Regions from separate parts of the Mus musculus genome. Here all the other regions are linked to region 1. Evidence: chromatin contacts called from ENCODE Hi-C or POLR2A ChIA-PET data. All regions are on one chromosome and are shown on one strand. The core of a region is the stretch at or near the end of the contact, and the rest is flanking DNA. Distances in the headings are between cores, read along the strand shown.

Evidence for each region. Hi-C counts contacts between places; a loop is a spot of excess contacts on that map. ChIA-PET counts read pairs that join two places held with the same protein, here RNA polymerase II (POLR2A).
Region 2: POLR2A ChIA-PET joins it to region 1 with 14 read pairs in embryonic stem cell. The contact joins the promoter of Zbtb22 here to the promoter of Rab11b in region 1. POLR2A ChIA-PET finds 5 or more read pairs at or near these places in 4 of 5 experiments (Patski and embryonic stem cell).
Region 3: a loop to region 1 is called in a map of regulatory T cell, with 2.7 times the contacts of the local background. The contact joins the promoter of Kifc1 here to the promoter of Rab11b in region 1. A Hi-C loop is called at or near these places in 1 of 37 maps with a recorded cell type or tissue (regulatory T cell). POLR2A ChIA-PET finds 5 or more read pairs at or near these places in 2 of 5 experiments (Patski and embryonic stem cell).
Region 4: POLR2A ChIA-PET joins it to region 1 with 27 read pairs in embryonic stem cell. The contact joins the promoter of Zfp414 here to the promoter of Rab11b in region 1. POLR2A ChIA-PET finds 5 or more read pairs at or near these places in 4 of 5 experiments (Patski and embryonic stem cell).

The regions. Positions count from the first base shown.
Region 1 is chr17:33,757,790-33,763,098 of GRCm38, reverse strand. It overlaps Rab11b (RAB11B, member RAS oncogene family), which reads left to right and starts at 2,613. Exons shown (of 5, transcript NM_008997.3): 1 at 2,613-2,876. The coding sequence starts at 2,837. It overlaps Gm17251 (a long non-coding RNA gene), which reads right to left and starts at 3,241. Exons shown (of 2, transcript XR_003952408.1): 1 at 2,512-3,241; 2 at 1,232-1,557.
Region 2 is chr17:33,913,441-33,918,749 of GRCm38, reverse strand. Zbtb22 (zinc finger and BTB domain containing 22) reads right to left here and starts at 2,574. Exons shown (of 2, transcript NM_020625.3): 1 at 2,477-2,574; 2 at 1-1,933. The coding sequence starts at 1,867. Daxx (Fas death domain-associated protein) reads right to left here. Exons shown (of 8, transcript NM_007829.4): 6 at 5,024-5,309; 7 at 4,688-4,907; 8 at 3,160-3,407. The coding sequence ends at 3,348.
Region 3 is chr17:33,888,383-33,893,691 of GRCm38, reverse strand. It overlaps Kifc1 (kinesin family member C1), which reads left to right and starts at 3,059. Exons shown (of 11, transcript NM_001195298.1): 1 at 3,059-3,214. The coding sequence starts at 3,197. It also overlaps a transcript of Smim40 not described here.
Region 4 is chr17:33,627,032-33,632,340 of GRCm38, reverse strand. It overlaps Zfp414 (zinc finger protein 414), which reads right to left and starts at 3,249. Exons shown (of 6, transcript NM_026712.3): 1 at 3,125-3,249; 2 at 2,262-2,544; 3 at 1,867-1,974; 4 at 1,660-1,765; 5 at 878-1,212; 6 at 625-799. The coding sequence starts at 3,127. The coding sequence ends at 735.

The sequences.
Region 1 (5,309 bases), core at 1,364-3,863:
TCCAATGTAACATTTCCCTCTTACCCTGCATCATTCCCTATATAGAATTTATCACCCTATTGCTTCAACATATGCTTTAGCTTGGTATAGAGACACACATCTTTGACCTCAGCACTACTGAGGCAGAGTCACACAGATTTCTGTGAGTTCAAGACTAATCTTGACTCAATAGTGAGTTCTAGGACTGGCAAGACTACACAGAGAGACCCTGTCTCCAAAAATAAAAACTTAAGAAAAAAAGGATGAACCCGGGCGTGGTGGTGCACGCCTTCAATCCCAGCACTCAGGAGGCAGAGGATTTCTGAGTTCCAGGACAGCCTGGTCTACAGTGTGAGTTCCAGGACAGCCAGGGCTACACAGAAAAACCCTGTCTCAAAAAACCAAAAACCAAAACAAACCAAAACCAAACCAAAACAAAGCAAAAAAAGAAAGAAAGAAAGAAAGAAAGAGAGAGAGAGAGAGAGAGAGAGAGAGAGAGAGAGAGAGAGAAAGAAAAGAAAAAGAAACATGAATACAGGACCCTAAGGTTTCAGATCCCCTGAAACTGTGGTTACAGATGGTTGTAAGCCACCATGTTGGTACTGAGAATCAAACCTGGGTCTTCTATAAGAACAGAATGTGATCTTAGTGGATGAGTTATCTCTCTAGCCTCTTATTTTTGTTTGTTTTAGTAAGGGCCTCAAACTCCATATGTGGCAGGAGATGACCTTGGACTCAACTCTCCTAATGGCATATGCCACCACACCCAGTTTATGTGCATACTAAGAACTCTCATTTGAGCCCCATTTTCAGCCCCAAAGCAGCTTCTAAACACCTGTTATAGTGCCAGTAATAACTTTTCCCCCACTTCAGTGCTAGGGATTGAAATCAAGCCTTTGCATTCTAATTAATTTAGCTTCCAGCTTGAGAGATTTCTCAGTGGTTAAGATCATTGGCTGCTCTTACAGAAGACCCAGGTTTGATTCCCAGTGCCCACATGGTGGATCACAACTGTCTATTACTCCAGTTAAGGATCCAACATCATCTCTGACCTCTATGGGCACTGCAAACACATAGTGCACAACATGCAAACATAACACACATACACATAAATAAAATTAAGCTGCATTGCTGTTCCTTACTATTCTCCCAATCTCTTAATATCTGTTAAACAAAGACTTCATGGCCCAAATGAGCCACATAATCTCAGGAATACACAAGCAGAGAAAGAAAATGAAATCAGAGAGGTAAATTTTTAAAAAAAGATTTTATTTATTTATTTTATATATGTGACGAGTACACTGTATCTGTCTTCAGACAAACCAGAAGAGGGCATCAGATCCCATTACAGATGGTTGTGAGCCACCATGTGCTTGGAATTGAACTCAGGACCTCTGGAAGAGCAGTCAGTCTCTTAACCACTGAGCCATCTCTCCAGCCCCCGAGAGGTAACTTCCAAGTTACCAGTGTACAAGAGAATCATAAGTTCAAAGTTGGCTAGCACGAGGTGGCGTGTTTAGCGGCGCAGAGCCAGGTGGATCTCTCAGTGTTAAATATCAGGTTCTAGGCAGGGAGACCCTGTGCTCCAAATAAAACAGAACAAGAAAAAAAGAAGTTAGTTCAAAGTAAATATGTATTGTTATCATTCCTTCTAGGCTCCCAGTTACCTGGCAATAGCTAGGTATGACTAACTCACTAGAAAAGGGGCTGTTTGCCCCCCTCCTCTCTTATCCTACACTCTGCCCCTTCTCCCTGGCCGGCCTCTCCTCTTCTCTCTCCACCCCCCTCCTTGCCACTCTCTCTCCCTTTCTCTATCTCTACTCCCTCTTCAATATGAAGCTAGTCAGGGTAACTTGAGGCCTCGTCTCAACAAACAAACAAACAAACAAACAAACAAGCAAACAAACAAAATCAAGCTGGGTGGTGGTGGCCAATGCCTCTAATCCCAGCACTTGGGAGGCAGAGACAGGCAGCTCTCTGTGTTCAAGGCCAGCCTGGTCTATACAGGGCAAGTTCCAGATGGCCAGGGCTACATGGTGCGACCCTGTCACAAAAAAAAAAAAAAAAAAAAAAAAAAAAAACAATAAAGAAAAAAGAAAATCAGACAGGTATAGTCTGATCCATATCACCAATTCCAGTCTAGCTAGGGTTTCATAGTGAAAAACCTGTCTTAAAAAAAGAAAAGAAAAAATATGAGTAATGGTGAAAGCAGAAAACAAGAGAACTTTTTGAGAAGAGGAACAAATAAAAAAGCCTAGGATCCCCATTTGTTTTGGAGGTACTGACATAAGCTTTGTATTTAAACAAAGAACTGGGGAACTGCAACCCAGAGAAGGCACCCCCAATCAACGAACATACGCCCGGAAATGGTCATTTATGGGGCTAGAATAAGAGGTCGGAGGAGACCCACTGATCTATGATGTCATCAGGACGTTAAAGTCCGTAACGTCACCTAGAGGTAGCTCAATTTCCCTTCCCCTACAGGTTCGCTGGAAGGCCCAGTCTGAGTTCAGTCTCTCATTGGTTACGCACTCTGTCAATCCACTTCATTGTTCAAGTGTTCCGTCCCGCCTTCCCCCATCTGCTTTTGATAGGCTGCTGAATCTGTCATTTCAAAAAGGTCCGCATTCCTTCCGCCTTTCTCCGGGAGACCGAGGGCTAGAAGGGTGGATCCCAGGAGGCTCCTACCCCCCGAGCTCGGTTTCTCAGCCTGATTGGCTTGTCCAGGTGCCTGTCACTACCGCTTTCACCGTTGACTGGCCTTTAGACCGCCGCTCTACGCGGCGCCGGTTCCGCCCCCGACGGGTGTTTGTGGTGGGGCTGCGGAGTCGCCGATCCCGCCGGAAGCGCCAGGACAATGGGGACCCGGGACGACGAGTACGATTACCTATTCAAAGGTGCGCCTTGTGGGGTACAGACAGGCGAGGTGGCGGTAGCGACTGGAGGGCCGAAGCCGTGCTACAGGAACAGAGAGCTCAGGGTGGAGGCCCGGACTTCAACGGGGCCTATCCGGGCTGGGAGTCGGAGGAAGCCGGGGCAAGTGGAGTTCGCTAGGCTTCGGGCCCTAGTACGCAGTGGTGAGGAAAGGGAGGCTCGGCGAGGCCTACGGACCCCGGATGCGCCGGGGCGGGGCCGGGGCCTTGGGGGGGTGGGGCCCGAGGTGGTAGGAGAGGCCGTTGGGGCGGGGCGTCCCGAGGGGCGGGGCTTTCCTGGGTTTGGCGGGCGGACTGCGTTGAAAGCAGGATTGTAGCTGGTGTTAAGGCGAAGGAGAAGGTTGTGGGCGTGCCCACAAAGCCTGATTGGTGTGAGCCTTCTAGGACTGACTGACACACCCGGGGCCTACCTTGGAGTGGAGCCTGGATCATGTGCAGGAACCCTATATTATGGTGCTTTGGAATTGGGTAGATTGGGGCCTGTCTGTCGACTAGTTCAAACTCTTGATATTCATGGAGAAGTGATTCAGTTGGTAGCATTCCTAGCAGCAGCATGCTCAAAGCCCTGGATTTTATCACTAACACCGCCTTGGTGATGGTGCAGGCCTGTAGTCGCAACACTTGGGAGGCAGAGGTAGGAAGATCAAAAGTGCAGAGGCCAGGCTGGATTACTGGAACCCTTTCTCAAAGGAAAAAAAGAAAAACCACACATGGACAACGTTAAATGCAGTACCTGTACTATTCTGAAACTTTTTAATAATGGTCCCTTTTACTCCTCCTTATTAGTTTATACAGCCCATATTATCCAGGAAACAGGCCAGTAGTGGTGCACACCTGCAATCCCAGTACTCAGAGTTGGAGGTAGGAGGATGTACTGGCTAGTTTTGTGTCAACTTGACACAGCTGGAGTTACCACAGAGAAAGGAGCTTCAGTTGAGGAAATGCCTCCATAAGATCCAACCGTAAGACATTTTCTCAATTAGTGATCAAGGAGGAAAGGCCCCTTGTAAGTAGGACCATCTCTGGGCTGGCAGCCTTGGGTTTTATCAGAGAGCAGGCTGAGCAAGCCAGGGGAAAGCAAGCCAGTAAAGAACATCCCTCCATGGCCTCTGCACCAGCTCCTGCTTTCTGACCTGCTTGAGTTCCAGTCCTGACTTCCTTGGGTGATGAACAGCAGTATGGAAGTGTAAGCCGAACAAACTCTTTCCTCCCCAGCTTGCTTCTTGGTCATGATGTTTGTGCAGGAATAGAAACCCTGACTTAAGACAGGATTTCTTTGCAGTTCAGAGCCAATCTGGGATGGTGAGGTAGCGTAGGTATTTGTGTACACTGCCAGGCCTGATGACCTGAGTTCAATCTTGGGACCTTCATGGTGGAAGAGAGTCTGCAAATTGTCTTCTGCCCGTCACAGGTACTCCACATCACATATAGAGATAAACTGAAAAAAAATCGTGTAATTTAGCAGAGTGTGGTGTCACACACCTTTAATCCCAGCTTCAGGAAGCAGAGACAGACAGAGCTCCATGAGTTCAAGGCAAGCCTGGTCTACATAAACGGGTGAGGTGGGAGTGGCAAGTCAACAGAATGAGATTTTTCTTGTATTTTTTTTTTTTTTTTCGAGACAGGGTTTCTCTGTGTAGTCCTGGCACTCACTTTGTAGACCAGGCTGGCCTCGAACTCACAGATCCGCCTGCCTCTGCCTCCCAAGTGCTGGGATTAAAGGCATGTGCCACCACGCCCGGCTTCTTTTAAATTTTTTAAAAGCTAACTTAGGTTACACATCCATAGTATGTCTTTAAAAAAAAAAGTGGGGGGGGCGGGGGGGGGAAACAAGTTCAGAAAGGCAGGTTCCTAAGGGTGGAGCAAGGTTGAGCCCAAGACAGATCTTACCACTTAGAGGTTAAGTTTAGGGGCAAAGATTGAAGCTTAGATATGGAAAAGACAGTTGTTATACCTCCTTCCTTCAACACATATGTATCCAATTACAGGAAGAGCTTTCCTACTTAGTGAGCCTCTGTCCGTGTCATTGGGGTTCCTCATTTTCTGATGAGCATATTTAGGGATCTCTGGCATTGTGACACCTTCTATGCCAAACTGAGCTTTTGGGTCCTCTAACCATTCATGCTGGACTCCCTGATTGATAGTGAATGATTTTGAGAGCTAACTCCTGGATCCTCAGGGGACATACCTTTGCCCTTCTGGGAGTGTGTCCTGGTCCTCAAAGCTAGCCTTGGCATCTTGGGACTGTGGAGGTACTGGGGTATCCTTGGGGCAAAAGGCTCCTGAGATGGAGCCAGACAGATTTCTGCAAAGATATGATTACCACACAGCACCATGGGCTGGGAGTGGGCTCTATCCAGATGTGAGACCAATTAGCAGGTGTTAGATTCCGGGTAT
Region 2 (5,309 bases), core at 1,325-3,824, 160 kb before region 1:
CGCTGGGTGGGGACCAGACACGCCTATGGGACGGGGGCGTGGCCGAATTTGCCTCATCGCCACTGCCCCCACCCACTGTGGAAGACTCCCTCTTGGGTTGCAATGCTGGCCCAGAAGGTGTCCCGGGTCCAGGTCCAGGACCCGGTCCAGATCCGACCCCACCCACACCCATCCGGTGCCGACGCTCACAGTGTCCCCGGTGACGCATGAAACTGTCCCGCCACATGAACTTCTTGGCGCAGACACTGCATTCGTACGGCTTGAGGCCCGTGTGTGTCTTCATGTGCTCGGTCAGGTGGTGTTTCATCTTGAACTTTTTGTTGCACACGGGGCAGTCAAAGGGTCGCAGGTTGAGATGCATATTCACGTGCCGGTCCCGCATGCTCTTATGTGAGAAAGCCTTCCCACAGTGGCACAGAAAGATCTTATTCCCGTCGCTGTTGCCTGTCCCTCCAGGAGCCCCACCAGAGCCACTTGGTATGCCCAGCCCCACCGCAGAGGTGCCCCCGAGGGTCACTGCCCCGTGCTCAGCTGTGTTCCCTGGTGGCTGGCCTGGAGCCTGTGAAGAGGAGGATGGGAAAACCAAGATCTGGTTGCCCGGCACATCCAATGGAAGGAGGGGTCGTGGAGGGTGGGTGAGGGCATAGGAGGAAGGGGTGGGTCCTCCGGGGTCATCAAGCCCTGCCCCAGCGCCCCCACCCTCATAGGGGCCAAAGTCATTGGAGGATTCACAGAAGTTGACCTGCTCTTCCCCCTTGTCTGCAGGCTCGGTCAAGGTCCGAACATCACTGATACTGAGGGTAGCCTCGGGCTCTCCCCCTGCAGGAACCCCAGAGCCGCCTCCCATTTCTTCATCCTCATCATCCTCACAAGTCAACACCAGATCTTCCTCCTCTTCCTCATCTTCTAGATCGGGGTCTTGGTGGACCAGGGAGGCTGGTGCAGGGCAATTTCTAGCTTGCTTCACATACACCCAGTGTTTCTGTGGCACTGCACTGGCAGGCATGCAGTTAGACCTCCGGAGCCCAGCCCCGGGGGCCACGGCCCCTCTCCCATCCCCACCGTCATCGCATAGCTCATCGGCCTCCAGCAGCAACTTCCCGGAGGTGGTACCCGCACTGCCAACCACAGGGGCTGGGAACACCGGGCCACCATCCCGACGGTTCCCACTACCTGCTGCTGAGGCCACAAATGCATCCTGGGAGGTAGAGGAGAAATCAGTCGACTCCCGGGGGCTGAAGTAGTTGCTACTGCTGGGAGACTGATTCTCACTGGCCCTGCTGGAGGTATGGGAACGGACAGAGCCTACGGTGGCAGGGGCGACAGTGCCCCCATTCCCTGATGGGACACTGGCACAAGGGACAGAGACAGAGGGGGCTGCAGCAGTAGTGACAGTGGTTGTAGTGGCTGCGGATCGACCCTCCCGAAGGAGTTCAGTGCACTTATCCACAATGTGCCACATCTGGAGGACCGACCCCACTGTGAGGAAGTTGACAATGTCCGCAGCAGCCATGCTGAGGCGGCCCGTGTAAGCTGAGGCCAGGACAGTCTCAAAAGCGCCTGGGTCCATGACGCTTGGCAGGGAAATGGAAGTCATGCCTTTCAGTAGGACCTGGTCGTGGAAGTAAGGAGAGGAGGCAGCCAAGACGGCCCTGTGAGCGCGGAACTCCCGTCCCTGCACGCGGATGGACACATCACAGAGCTGACCCTGGAGCCGCTGCTGGTTGAGGGATTCCAGGAGGGCACTGGTCACCTCAGGGAAGGACACGTGTACCACTGCAGCTGCCGGCAGAGGCAGTGGCGGTGGAGCCAGTGACAGAGGCAGTGGGAGTGTGGCCCCACTGGGTGACAGAGCAGACGGCTCCATGCTGTGGAAGGAGATACCCCCCCAGCCACAGGAACAAAGGAAAGAAGAGGGCGGCCGGGGGGGTCTCTAGGGAAAAAAAAAAAAAAAGAATAACAGCATTTTGAAAGCATCACTGATTTTAAGCCATCACAGTATTTAAAAAAAAAAAACAGGTACCCCTGTCAACCCCATGGTACAGACGGGGCAACTGAGGCTCACTATTAAGTAAAACATCCAATCAAACACCACCAAACCGCAGCGCTAGCAAAGAAAGTATTCCAAGTTTAGTACTCTCGCTCCTGGGTCAGGAAATAGGGGGCTCTCAGGGAAGGGGCGTCTATCCTAGTCTACGGCTTCACTCTCAAAAGAACGCCCCCTCCTTGGTGTTGCGTACCGATTTTCTTGGGGTGAAGGGGTGTTCTCCACAGTTCTCAAGCTCCTCCCCCTAGAGCCCCCAGTTGATCCCGACCCCGCCCCTTCAGGACCCTCCAGGGCTCCGCCCCCTGGATCCCCGACCCCGCCTCGTGTTTGCCCCCGCCCCCGAACCCCGCCCCCCAGTCCTCCCCAATCGCGCCCTCGGACTGTTCCCCAGCCTGAGGGGGGCCCCCAGCCCCGCGCGCCCCCGCTTACCTGGCCGCGCGCCCCCGGGCCCCCCCCCTCACTCCGCGACCAGAGCCGCAGCCCCAGCCCCTCCCGCCGCCATCTTGTGCCGACTCCCTCCGCCTTCCGCCTCCACTCCGCCTCCCGGACCTGCGACCTTAAAGGCGCAGGCCAGCACCCCTCCTGTGCCGCTGGGCAAAAGTCGACCGACAGCGACACTTTTCCTTTAAAGAACCGGCGCTTCATTCCGCCTTAAAGGTACCAGGTCCCGTCTGCGGCTGAGGACTCAGGAATTGGTTTGGCCGAAACCTTCGTTCCCCTTTAATCCGACAAGCCTACCTTGTCTCATTGACCAGTGCTGGCTTCCGCTTCCCAGGCTCCACCCCGAGCTCTGGACGTTAGCTTGCTCGCGGGATCTAACAGCCCTTTTCCCAGCATATGAGAACCCCCCAAGCCCCGCCCCCCTCCTCCAGGCCTGGATTGGCCAAATCACCTTGAGTCAGCCCCTGATTGGCCTTTTCACTCAGACCGCTCAAAACGAGAGAGGAAAGCTGCTTAAGAAGGCTTCCGAAGCACTTATCTTTAAAAGTGCCTAGGGGAAGAAGGCTCAAGGAAGGGTTAAGGATGAGGACGCCCTAAAAAGAGAGCCAGGATAGAAAAGGCAGATCCAGGTGACAGCTGTCACAAGAGAAAAGGCAAAGTAAAGGAAAGAATACAATAAAAAGAAATTCATTGTTTATTAATGTGTCTGTGTAAAACTTAAAACATTTTGATTTTTTTTTTTTGTCAAAAGAAACACCATCAAAACGGGAGGAGCTCTGTCCATCTTTTACTCCATCATCTTCCAACAGCCATACAAAAAACCTTCTGGATGCAGGGAGCACGGGGAGCATGGGGCCTGCTAATCAGAGTCTGAAAGCACGATGATCTCCTCCGGGTCGCACTGTGTGGCCACACTGGTCTGCAGACAAGTCAGAGGAGAAAGAAGGGTGAGCCAGGCATGGCGGCTCACGCCTTTAGTCCGAACACTCAAGAGGCAGAGGCGGGCTGATATCCGAGTTTGGGGCCAGCCTGATCTACTACATACAGAGTTCTGGGACAGTCAGGGCTACATAGAAAGACCTTGTCTCAGAAACAAAACAAAGCAGGATGGAAGGCTGGAAGATGGCTCAGCCACTAAGCACGCAGCTGCTTTGCAGAAGACCCGAGTGTTGTATCCAGTCTCACATGGCGGCTCTCTGCCTTCTCCGTGACTCCAGATCTATAGGATCAGACGCCCTCTTCTGGCCTCCATGAGCACCAGACACAAATGTAGCACATAGGTATGCATGCCAACAAAACACCTATTTACATAAAATAAGTCTTTTTTGTTTTGTTTTACATGGTCTCACTATGTAACCTTGACTGTCACTGGGTAGACTAGACTGTGGCCTTGAAGTTAGAGAGACCTGTATGCCTCTGCCTCCTGGTTGATGGGGTTAAACCTAAACACACACACACACACACACACACACACACACACACACACAGCCAGTCTTTGAGACTTTGTGTGTTCTTTTTCCTCCCCTTTATCCGCCCCCATCACTAGATAGAAAAGAAAGGATAGACAGGAGAGACAGGATCTCTGATTCTAATGTCTCTCTTCCTGTTTGTTCTTTGAGCAAGACTACTAACAAACCACAACCAACCCCTGTACTACCACCAACCATGCTTCCTGGAAGGTGGGGAGGCTCTGCCATTTATATGCTCTCCTGAAAAGTTCCCAGAATTCCAAACATCACTTCACACAACCAAAGCAACTATCTGTAGCTGGTAAAGCCACACCTCTAGAGCTCACAGTCACAGTCAGTTGGAAGCAGCCCCACACTCCACACCGGGATTAAAATGAAAACCTATTTCACTGGTTTTTTGTTTGTCAGTTAGTTGGTTTTTGGGTTTTAGACAGTTTCTCTGTGTGGCCCTGGCTGTCCTGGGACACACTTTGTAAACCAGGCTGGCCTCAGACTCAAGAGAGATGCTCCTGCCTCTGCCTCCCAGGATCAAAGGCATGTGTCGCTACCACTCAGCTCTGAGTTGTTATAAAGACGCCAAAATTCCAAAACTGTCACTACACAAGCATGCATGCACGTGCACGCACTTGCGGGCGGGCAGGAAGATGGGGAAAACAGAGGAGCAGGAGGTGCAATACCCACAGAAAGGGAAAGGGTGAGAATGCAGTGCCAGGGGACACTGCCCACTCACCTTATAAATACACTGCCGGAGAGACTGAGCCTGGGGTGTCTGGAGAAGCAGGGATGGAGAAGGGCTGCACAGAGAGCTGGTCACCAGTTCATGGCTGGGAGAGTCCACCCTTGTGGAGGAATCAGCGACAGAAGCCACAGAGGCCAAGGGGGGGGATGGCATAGGCTGGACACTTGTGTTCTGCCCACTGTCCTGCTGTGCCATCGGTTCTTTTATATAGCTAAGGACAGAAGAAAAATGACAGAAAGGGCCTGAGGCTGCAGGGAGACCTAGGACATCAGGCTCCCTTCAGAGAGTCCTGCCTCCTTGCCTGCCTTCCTCCTCACCCACTATTACCTGTTTCCTAACAGTCCAGAGCCCAGTTGCTTCTTTTCCTTCCGAAATCTCTTGCTGGGGGGACTGGCATCTCTCCAAGTGTGAGAAGAGACACGCCCATTGACAGATGTAGAGGTAACCACAGCTGCCCCATTTTCCAAGATGGTGGGGAGGGAATCTTCCGACTTTTTCCTGGAGGAGGAAATGTCCCTTTCCTCAGGCAAAGCTTCCATCTCTAGCTCAGCGAGCTGGGACACAGGACTCTCGTCTCCCAGGAGCGGCTCGAGGAGCTGCTCTCCACTGCTCT
Region 3 (5,309 bases), core at 1,810-4,309, 130 kb before region 1:
TAAAGGCGTGCACCACCACGCCCGGCTCCTGCTGAGTCTCTTAACCTTAGCTTCAGGCAGACTCTTCAGAAAAGGGCAAGAAGTAGTCACATTCTACACCAAAATACCACAAGAACATTCTCTAGGCCACATATTGAAATTCTCCACTGAAACCTCTTGGGTTAGCTCATTAAGCCCCATTTAAAGCATTCCACTGCTTTCCAAACCCAAAGTTCCCAAATCCACATTCTTCCAAATTCAGGCCCATCACAGCAACACCTCAGTCCCTGGTCTGTCTTAGTTAGGGTTTTACTGCTGTAAACAGATACCATGACCAAGGCGAGTCTTATAAAGGACATTTAACTGGGGCTGGCTTACAGGTTCAGAGGTTCAGTCCATTATCATCAAAACAGGAACATGGCGACATCACGGCAGGCATGCTGCAGAAGGATCTGAGAGTTCTGCATCTTCATCTGAAGGCTGCTAGTGCCATACTGACAGGCAGCTAGGAGTAGGGTCTTAAAGCCCACACCCACAATGACACACCTAACCCAACAAGGCCACACCTCCAAGTAGTGACACTCCCTGGGCCAAGCATATACAAACCCTGACTATTGGCAAGGTTAAGCCTAAAGCAAATAACTAAAACAAGTATTTGTTTAAAATCGGGTCTGCCTAATAGAAGGATTACATATTGCCTCTCAAACCCCTCAGAGATCTGCTGACTATTGCATTTATGGTGTTTAATGAAAAAGGCTCCCCCTGACCACAAATACCAGCTCCTGATAGCAGCAGGAGGCTGTCTCCAAAGATTTGCGGCAACTCACTCCCCTGGAGCTCGCTTCAAGTGTGGTACTACTGACCACTGGGCAAAGAACTGCCTGCTGGCAGGACCTGCGCAATTTAAGAACAACATTGGGTTGACTGTTTCACCGAGGTGAGTCGTTCTCCCAAATTCCTTCTCTGCAGAAAAATCTTTCAGATCTTCTGGGTGTGGCTGCTGCAATCCGGGACTGCTCTGCCAGCCAGCTGAAGACTGACCTAGCCCCCAACGAAGCCACTGAGATCACCTCCTGTGAGGATTTCGTCTTGCTCTGGTAAGCCTCTGTTATTCTAATTGATACATAAGGAAGATATTTGTTTTCCCTTTGTTGTCCAAATGTATCCTTCTCTGAGCTCTGTGATGGAGCTTTGGCTGCATCAGACAGTTTAGCAGCAGCAGGCCGTCCTTCCTGAGCCAGCTCCTATCCCAAGGCTGCAGGGGCCAGGTCAGTCCATCCCATGTGTAAAATCTCACAGGTTGGTTTACCTTGCTGTCAGGCTTCATGCCAAGAAAGATAAACTCCCAAAACAGGTTTCAGTAGAAGACAAACTCACATTTTGTCACACACTAAAACTTTTGCTTTTTTTCTAGAAAGTCACTAGGGAAATACTGTCTAGTTTAAAATTATAACCAGTTTGGCGAATTATAACCAGAAATTTTCTAGTGTCCCCCCATTAACATTTGTAGACTTGGAAACATCTCAAGTAAGGTCTTTGGGGGCTGTAGATTTAGAGTTTGGTGTCAAGAAACATACTATTTGGGCTGGAGAGATGGCTCAGTGGTTAAGAGCACTGACTGCTATTCCAAAGGTCCTGAGTTCAAATCCCAGCAACCACATGGTGGCTCAAAACCATCCGTAATGAGATCTGGCGCCCTCTTCTGGAGTGTCTGAGGACAGCTACAGTGTACTTACATATAATAAATCTTTAAAAAAAAAAAGAAACTGCTGGGTGTGGTTGCGCACGCCTTTAATCCCAGCACTCGGGAGGCAGAGGCAGGCAGATTTCTGAGTTCGAGGCCAGCCTGGTCTACAGAGTGAGTTCCAGGACAGCCAGGGCTACACAGAGAAACCCTGTCTCAAAAAACCAAAAAAAAAAAAAAAAAAAAAAGAAACATACTATTTATTTATCCAGTTATGTATGTATGTATGTGTGTGTGTGTGTTTCTTTATTTATTTAAGACAGGGTCTCTCTACAGAGCCTGGCTGCCCTGGAATTTACTTTGTAGACCTGGTTGGCCTTGAACTCAAGAGATCTGTCTGCCTCTGCATTCTGAGTACTGGGAACTGGGATTAAAGGCGTGTGCCACCAAGCCTGGCTTCTAGTTTTGTTTTGATTTTTTAATCTAAAAGATTGTTTATTGACCTGGGCATGGTGGCACAGGGTAGCCCTAGCATCTCTGAGTTCAAGGCCAGCCTGTTCTACAAATAGAATTCCAAGACAGTCAGGGCTACACAGAGAAACCCAATCTCGAAAAAACAAAATAAATATATATGTAATTTATGTGTTTTATATATATATATATATATATATATATATATATGCTTATATATATAATACGTACTATTGGGTATTATTTATATGTGTAAAGATATATGTTTATGTATATAATACATATTGTTTATGTATAATATATAATATTGGAGGCAGGAGGGGCACAGAAAACTTTGTGGCGAATTAGTTCTCACCTTCCACATTATATGAGTTTCAGGGATAACCAGTTTGCTATCCTCCCGGCCCTACTCTAGATTTATGACTTTATTACATCTCCAGATATGGGTTCCACTTTTTCTTCTTTGAGGACAGGTCAGCGCCATCAACCAGCTTCCACTTTTCGGACCTGAGAAAGTGGACCAAGAGCGACCTCGGTGTAACAGTCTCCAGTCTACAGGGTTGGCGAGGAGGTGTGCAAGTTCAGCAGTATCCGCTAGGTGGCGCTCGCTCCGCCCCGACCCCGCTCAGGCACATGCGTATTGCCTCCCCCACGCCACTCCTCCACACAAGCGCACTTCTGACGCAACCAGAGACCTCAGGAAGCCGCGCTCGGCGCTCGGGAGGGGGAGAGGGAGAAAAGAGGAAGAGCGGATCCGGAAGTAGGATCCAAGGGGTCTAGTTCTGGTGCTCTAGCGGACTAGAAGAGTCGCGACTCAGGGGGCGTGGCCCCGGAGGCGGAGGGCACCGTGATTGGCTCGCGACCGCGGCGCCGGCGCGGATTGGCCTCTGCGGATTGAAGTGCGTTGACTGCGCGGAGGTTGAAATTCAAAAGTGGCGGGTGTGGCTGATTGGCCTGGCTCCTGGACAGCCTGGCTTCGGCGTTTTGCGGCGCGAGCCCTTGAGAGGACGCGGGTCTCATCGTCCTGCCTGCTGCCTTTGCACCCTTTCTGTGCGGACCACCATGGACGTGCAGGCGCAGGTGAGTGCGGCGGAGACGACCTCGCGCCAAGATCGGAGGACGCAGGCCGGCCGCCCGGAGACCCGCGTCCCGGGGACAGGTCGGGGCAAGCCGTCCTGCAGGGGAGGGTCGCACCGCCTCGCGCCCAGGACACCAGCGGCCGAGTCAGTGAGGGCAACACACACACACACACACACACACACACACACACACACACGGCGAGGTCCCAGGACAGTCGCAGCGACGTTGGCCCGCCATTCCAGTCGTGCAGGCGCGACCATCCCGTGTCCCTTATCCCCCTCCAGCATTTCCCATTTCGAATTCTCAAGCGGATTCGACATGTTTGTGCTTCTCAGTTCTTACAGATCGCCTTGTGGGAGAAGCGAGGGTTCTGAAAGAGGCCTTGTCGCTTGTCCGCAAAGTACCTTTCTTGCTGATGACCTGTTGTGTTGCTGCTGGATCGGGATAGAGGAAGGGGAGAGGAGAAATGGGGGCATCGGCCCAGAGGATCCTTATTCCCTCGCCTGCCTCTTCCTTTTGCTCATTTGGACTGCTGACTAGTTTATGGGGGTGCCCTTCTTCACCACAAGCATCTGAGGCGTATGTGTGTGGCAATTAATGGACTGATCTCTCTGGTGTCAGGAAAGACCGGCCTGCATTCTTTGTTTACCAGCATTTCAGTCTAGACTGACTCACAGTCGGTGTTCAGCTTGAAGAGACTTTCTGGTATACTCACAGCCAAAAGGGAGAGCACTGCACTGTGACAGGTGACAGTTAAAAAGTAAAATAGTTTTTCTCAGATTTGTTCCTGCAGTATTTGCCAAGCATCTTCTGGCCCTGCACAGCTGTACTTATGTAGGAGACAGGAGTCCTAGCTACCAGTGAGCTGACACTCCCTGGGGAGACAGACATAATACAATTTGTATCTCTATTGGGAGGGAGTGAAGGACAGTAAAGGTTCAAGCAGATGGAAGGGGAAGAAGAAAGCTAGGAGGAACAACATTAACTAAGGTATGGAGAGTTAAAACTGGAAGGAAGAGGTCTGTGGTGCAGTGCTAGGCGAGCATCCAAGAAACACCTGGGTCTATAGTCCCCTGAACCAAAAGCAACGAACCATCCTGAAGTCAGTTGTGCACCTGAGGTCACCTGTGTGGAGGCTCAGACCAGAGCTTGGAGATTCAGGCCAGTGATACATTGTCTCAAAAAAAAAAAAAAAAACCAATATAAATTTGACCTAGTAACCTGAAGCTGGTAGCATGCCCAAGAATAGCAGGGTTTGCTTGCTGATTTGTTGTTGTTGTTTTGTTTGTTTGTTGTTGTTGTTTTGTGGTTTGTTTGTTGTTGTTTTGTGGTGGTGGTAGCTGTTTTCCCTGTGTAACCCTGGCTGTCCTAGAACTCACTCTGTAGACCAGGCTGGCTTAGAACTCAGAGATCTGCCTGCCTCTGCCTCCCGAGTGCTGGGGTTAAAGGTGTGCGCCATCAGTGCCCAGCTGTACTGTGTGTTAAGTGTGTCTGAGAGAAGAGGTCCTTGTGTCTCCCTTTCGGCAGGGAGAGAGAGATTTATACTGGTTAGAGTTGTCCAGAAAAAGCATGAAAAACATAAAAGGTAGTGCTTTTCAATTACTCAGTAATAAAGTTGGGTTTTTTGTATTTTGAAATAGGGTCTTACCATGTTACTCTGGCTAGTCTAGAACTGGCTAGAACTGGTGTACCCACTGCTTCTGCCTCCAGAGAGTTGGGATCACCGCTCTTGGCTTTGTTATTGTTTACTTTTTTTTTTTTTAAGGAAAATGTATGAGAACCAATTTAGTGAACCATCTTTTTTTTTTTTTTTTTTTTTTTTAAATCGCTGTCAAGGTGTGACTTTTTACATTATGGTGTAACATTGTTCTCTACAAACTCTGCCTCCCTCATAGCTTAGCCTGGGATGCATATGGCTGTGGCAGCTAAGGAATTGGTTACTGTACTGGCTAATTTGTGTCTACTTGACACAGGCTGGAGTTATCACAGAGAAAGGAGCTTCAGTTGGGGGAATGCCTCCATGAGATCCAGCTGTAAAGCATTATCTTAATTAGTGATCAAGGGGGAAAGGCCCCTTGTGGGTGGGACCATCTCT
Region 4 (5,309 bases), core at 2,000-4,499, 130 kb after region 1:
TCCTTCCCACTCAGTTCAACAGAGCTGTTTCAAAGCTTCCATAAAACTAGCTTCTCCCCCTCTGACAGTTGTGACACCCCAGGAGCAAACAGGGTTGAGTCTGTATAGAGTTGAGGGGGGGCCAGCTGAGCCTAGGTCTCATCCCTTGCTTCTAGCTCTATGCCTGAACATTGCTCAGCCTTATCCAACTGGGTGTTGGCACCAAGGAACCCAGGTGTCAGGGCTGTGGGGTGACCAGGGTGATGGTCCTGGAAGTGGACCGTGAGGCTCTTGAAGAAGTCACACACTGCATACACAAATAGCAGCCATCTGTGTGTTTCCACGTGATGTGGCTGGGAGCCAGGTACCCTGCAGGCACCTCAGTCTCCCTCCAGAAAGCCTTTCAACCATGGATGGTAGACGTTGGCCAGAACAGATTAGACTTTTCCCTGGGTCCATCCCCCTCAGCTGCCAGGGTCCAGGCAAGCTGGATTCTTTTTCCTGGGCTTGACTGCCCATCACCGCAGGCACCACATTTGCCTCCTATCCCTGGATCCACCACCGGAGAAGAGCACTCAGAGATTGGACAAGACACAAATGTTTACACAGGAACGCCAGCGCAGATGAAGGCATAGGTACCAGTCATTTTAAAGGTAAAAATCATGTATTTTAAGGGACAGGCACTGCTGCTTTCCAGCATTCGCAAGGCCCACACAGGGCATAGGAATGAAGGCCCCTCCACCCTGCCCTGGTGGTCACCTGCACGCACCTGAGGGCGCATCAGAGCCACCCTGAGGTCTTCTGGGACTACTGGTAGCGCCTGCAGGAAAGAAGCAGTTCAAGTTCAGAATAAAGGTGGGCTCAGCCAGCTTTGCAGGCAACCTGCTCCTATACTCACCTTGACTCTTCTTCCAGATGGCAGTGCTGGATGCTGGTGGCCCTGGAGTGGCAGCCAGGAATGGGCGCAGTCGAGGGGGACTCAGGCCAAAGGGTGCAGGGTTCAAGTATGGAAGGAAGGGCCCAGTGGGGGCAGAGGTAAAAGGCTCAAGTAGTGGGAATGGCAGGCCCAGGGAAGACGAAGGGTCGGACTCTGGGGGACGCTCGGGTACAGGTGGCTCTTTGTCCAGGGCAGGGGGTGGTGGCGGGGCTGGGTTCTGACCATGGTCTATACAAACATGCAGATGCTTGAAGAGTGAACGGTGAGTGCGGAAGCGCAGGAGGCAATTCTCACACCTGGGGGCAGGCACAGTACTGGACTATATCCTGGGCAACAGGAAGGGCCTATCCACTGCTTCCCAGGGACCAAGATGTAGGAAGGGTATCTATATCAGAATCTCTGTAGTACTGCACACAAAGTAAAGGAGCTTGGCCTACAGGCCCTCCTTTACTGTAGTCTTAATTCTTCTGGACCTTTCCAGCTCAGAATCTCAAGTTTGGTTTTACTTAAGTGCCAGTTTTCCACATAAGACATGAGGTAGAACTGGACGGAACCACGGCATGTATACCCTGCACCTCCAAACTGAGCCCGTAGCCAGAATGACTTAATTCCCATCTGTTTTCCATGCATGGTTGGAGCTGGTTTCCCAGGCCACACTCATACTTCAACCCACCCTTCCTCCACACACACTAAGAAGCACTAAAGATCTGGGAATTGAAAGAGGGGGATGGTCAGGCTCTCACTTGAAGTAGCGGTTGGGCTTGTAATGCAGCTTGCCGTGGGCTACCAGCTCCTGCATGCTGGGGAAACTCTCAGTGCAGCTCAGCGCGGAGCATCGGAAGAGTTTGCCTGGTAGGGATAAAGTGCAGATGTGGAGTGGGGTGGTTAAGACTAACTCTGGGGGGGGGGGCTCTGCCTATCTGCTTCACTATCAGCAACCCTCATCTTACCTTCCAGTGACTGTGTGGGTGGGCAGTGGGTACGGAGATGCTGTGCTAGATCACGAACACTGGGGAAACTGAGGCAGCAGCCGGGGCTAGAGCAGGGTATTTGTTTCCCTGCAGGAACGAATGGGTGTCATTACTCTCTTCCTTACTGACCTACCCAAAAGCCTTGATTACTCCCCACCCAGCCACTGTCAGAATAAACTGCCCGGAAGGGCTGGATTGGTTTAGTTCATCTCTGGAGCCACACCTGACATATTGACAAGGTGCTCAGTAAATGGTGAAGACCACCCCCCACCCCACCCCCCCACCCCCGCAATGGGATAAAAGGTGATTCCTTGTCTTGCACCATCTCAGCCCTATCAAAGGCATGTGACTCCCCAGAAAGGTCCACAGATAACCTGGCGGTGGACGGCGTCTGGGCAACCGAAGGTCCTCATTGGTCCCCACGCCTGTGTTGGTTGAGCCAGTCTGGCAACTGTCTGAGGCTGGATAGGCAACTTGCTGCAGAGGTCCTCCATGGTCCCACACTGGTGGCATGGCTGTTGGGTTAGGGCTGGGCTCCTCCACGGAGGAAAAAGTGGCTGGAGCTGCCCCATCTGGAGATGCCACCTCCTTGTCTGGCTCACCGGAGCTGGATTCTACAGTGGTCAGCGTGTCCGAGCTGGGCCTGGATGGTTCCTCCTGGTGCAAGAAGTGGCTAAAATCAGGCTGGGATCCCTAGGTCAGACAGATGCCCTTCTACTACAAAGGTCCACAAGACAGACTCCTTCAACACTCACCAGATATTACCCAGTCATTCCACTTTCTGAGTCACCAGCAAGATACGGGAGATAAGGGCAGACCGAGCTACTGTCTCCTAATTCCAATTGCAGGAGTTATCAGGGATTATGCATAAAAAAGCAGCATTAACATCCCTTCCTCAATTTTGGCAGGAGAGGCACTAGGGGCGGAGGTGTGGCCTAGAGGAGCAACTAGGAAATGCTGGAGGGCCTACAGTGGATCGTGTGATGATGGGGAATACTGGCTAAGCTAGAGCTGAGCAGATAGACGCTCTGAGCCAATACGTGTTAAATTTAGGGACTGAACTCTAGGAGAGTGGGTGTGGCCCGGCCTTCAGGGCTGGACGAAAGCTAAGTGACAGTCAGAGGCGGGCGGGGACCCGGATGTGGGGGCGGGGTCAGCTGGAGGGGGGCGCGCGGCAGGACCGTTCCCTGTCAGTCCCGCTGCTCTTCCGCGTCCGCGTGCGGGGTGCTGCGCTCACCATCCTCTACTCAGTTACACCTCTGGTTCCCGTGCCTTCGGAGGCTCTGGCTCCAGCAGGGGCGTCTTCCTCGGCGACACGGTCTCTCGCTCACATCGGCGCCATTTTCCCGCTTCTCAGATCTCGCGAGACATGGGGTGTGGCCTAATTCTGGGCGCTTCTCTAGAAGGAGGGGCCTGAGACTACACTGCAGCTCTTATACAGAAACAGAGAAGGTCTGCTTTTGATTGGTCTTAAATTTCAGAGAAAACTGACAAAAGCTCTTCCCCTCCCCACTTTTATAGCCCAGGTTGGCCTTACACAGAAGTTGACCTTGAACTTAGATGCCAATACACCAGGTTTTAGGTGGTACTGAGTATCAAACCCAGAGTTTTCATATATGCTAGGCAAACTCTCTACAAAGCAAGCCACATCCTTAGCTCTGTACACATACACGTACAAATGAATATGTATATGCACAGATGTGAGCAGGTAAGAGCGGAGGTCCAAGGTAGACATTGTCTTCCTTCATTGCTCTCCACTTCATTCACTGAGGCAACATCTCTCACTGAAGTTGGAGCTCACCAGTTCCCACCTAGCTAGCTAACTTACTTGTCAGAAGATTCCTGTGTCCACCTCCAAAGGGCCCTGATTACAGGAAGCTGCTATGCCTCACAGGGAGGGCTAGAGATCCAAACTCTTTCTCATTTACATGATTGTGGGTTTGAACCCTGGTCCCTTGTGTCTGCACAGACCCATCTTCCTAGCAAGCACCATAAAATTTTCAGCACATCCAGTGTGCAGCAAGTACGAATCTGTTGTAATAGCCCAATGTGAGAAACACTCTAACTAATGGATCTTCAGGAACAAGCAAATTCCACAGGTCGAGAGGTGTGAAAATGAATCCCAAGTGCACTACTACTGAGAGGTCGCCTGCCCACCCTACTTTCCTTAAGTGCATCCTATGTGCCAGGAACTTAGTACTGCTCTTGGGAGTCTCTAGTCAACCAAGAAAATGGAGAGACAATAAATCAACAACAGCAGAAAAATGATCTTGGATCTATCCTAGGAGATAAGAAAACAAACAAAACTGATGTGAAATGAGGAGTCAGGGAAGCCTGTCTAAGGGGGTGACTTGAGCTGTGCCTTGATGCCTACAGAAGCAGAGCACTACAGCAAGCTGGCGCAGATGTCCTGAGCTGGCAAAGAGCAAGCTCCCCTTTCGTAAGCAAGGGCGAGACCTCTGCACTATTGAAACAGAATAAAGATGTTGGTATGGAGGTCAGAAAGAGAACTTGGGTGAGTCCTGTAGGGCTTCCTTTCTTCCTTCCTTTCTTTCTTTCTTTCTTTCTTTCTTTCTTTCTTTCTTTCTTTCTTTCTTTTGTTTTGTTTTTTCGAGACAGGGTTTCTCTGTGTAGCCCTGGCTGGAACTCACTCTGTAGATCAGGCTGGCCTCGAACTCAGAAATCTGCCTGCCTCTGCCTCCCGAGTGCTGGGATTAAAGGCGTGCGCCACCACGCCTGGCTCCTGTAGGACTTTCAAGAGGTGGAAGAGAGAGAAACCATGGTTTCTGAAGTAGTCATTGATGAATGTTTGTTTTTCCATTTTTGTGTATGTGGTTGCATGTATATATGCACACATGTTTGTGGGGTATTTGTTTGCAGGTGCATACTCACATTTGTGGGTACATGTTCACTTTGTGGCTTGTGCATATGGAGGCTGGTGGTTGCAGTGGGGAATAATCCTCCAGGCCTCTTCCTCCTTATTCGATGAGACAGGACCTCAAAATCAAACTCAGAGCTCAACAATATGACTATTCTTGCTCTGGGGATGCACGGTCTCTACTGTCTGAGGCTGAAGCTGCAGGTGGGCCATAGTGCCCACCTGGCATTTACCTGGTATCTGGGGATATGAACTTAGGTCGTCATATTTCTATGGTAGGATCAGTTGTATGACAAGACTTTTTCCAGGGAAACACAAACACTTCTACTCACCTTAGATAAATAACCCATGACAGAGCAAAGTATGAATAACACCAAAGCCACTATAGTGGATCAAGGGTTTTCTTAAGTTACTACAGGGATATAGGCAAGGGGTTACTTACTGAGGGAGAAATGACTCAAAGACATTTGAATCTGCCTTACCAAATTCCACCCCTTAATGGGTGTATTAGTTAGGATTTTACTGTTGTGAACTGACACCATGA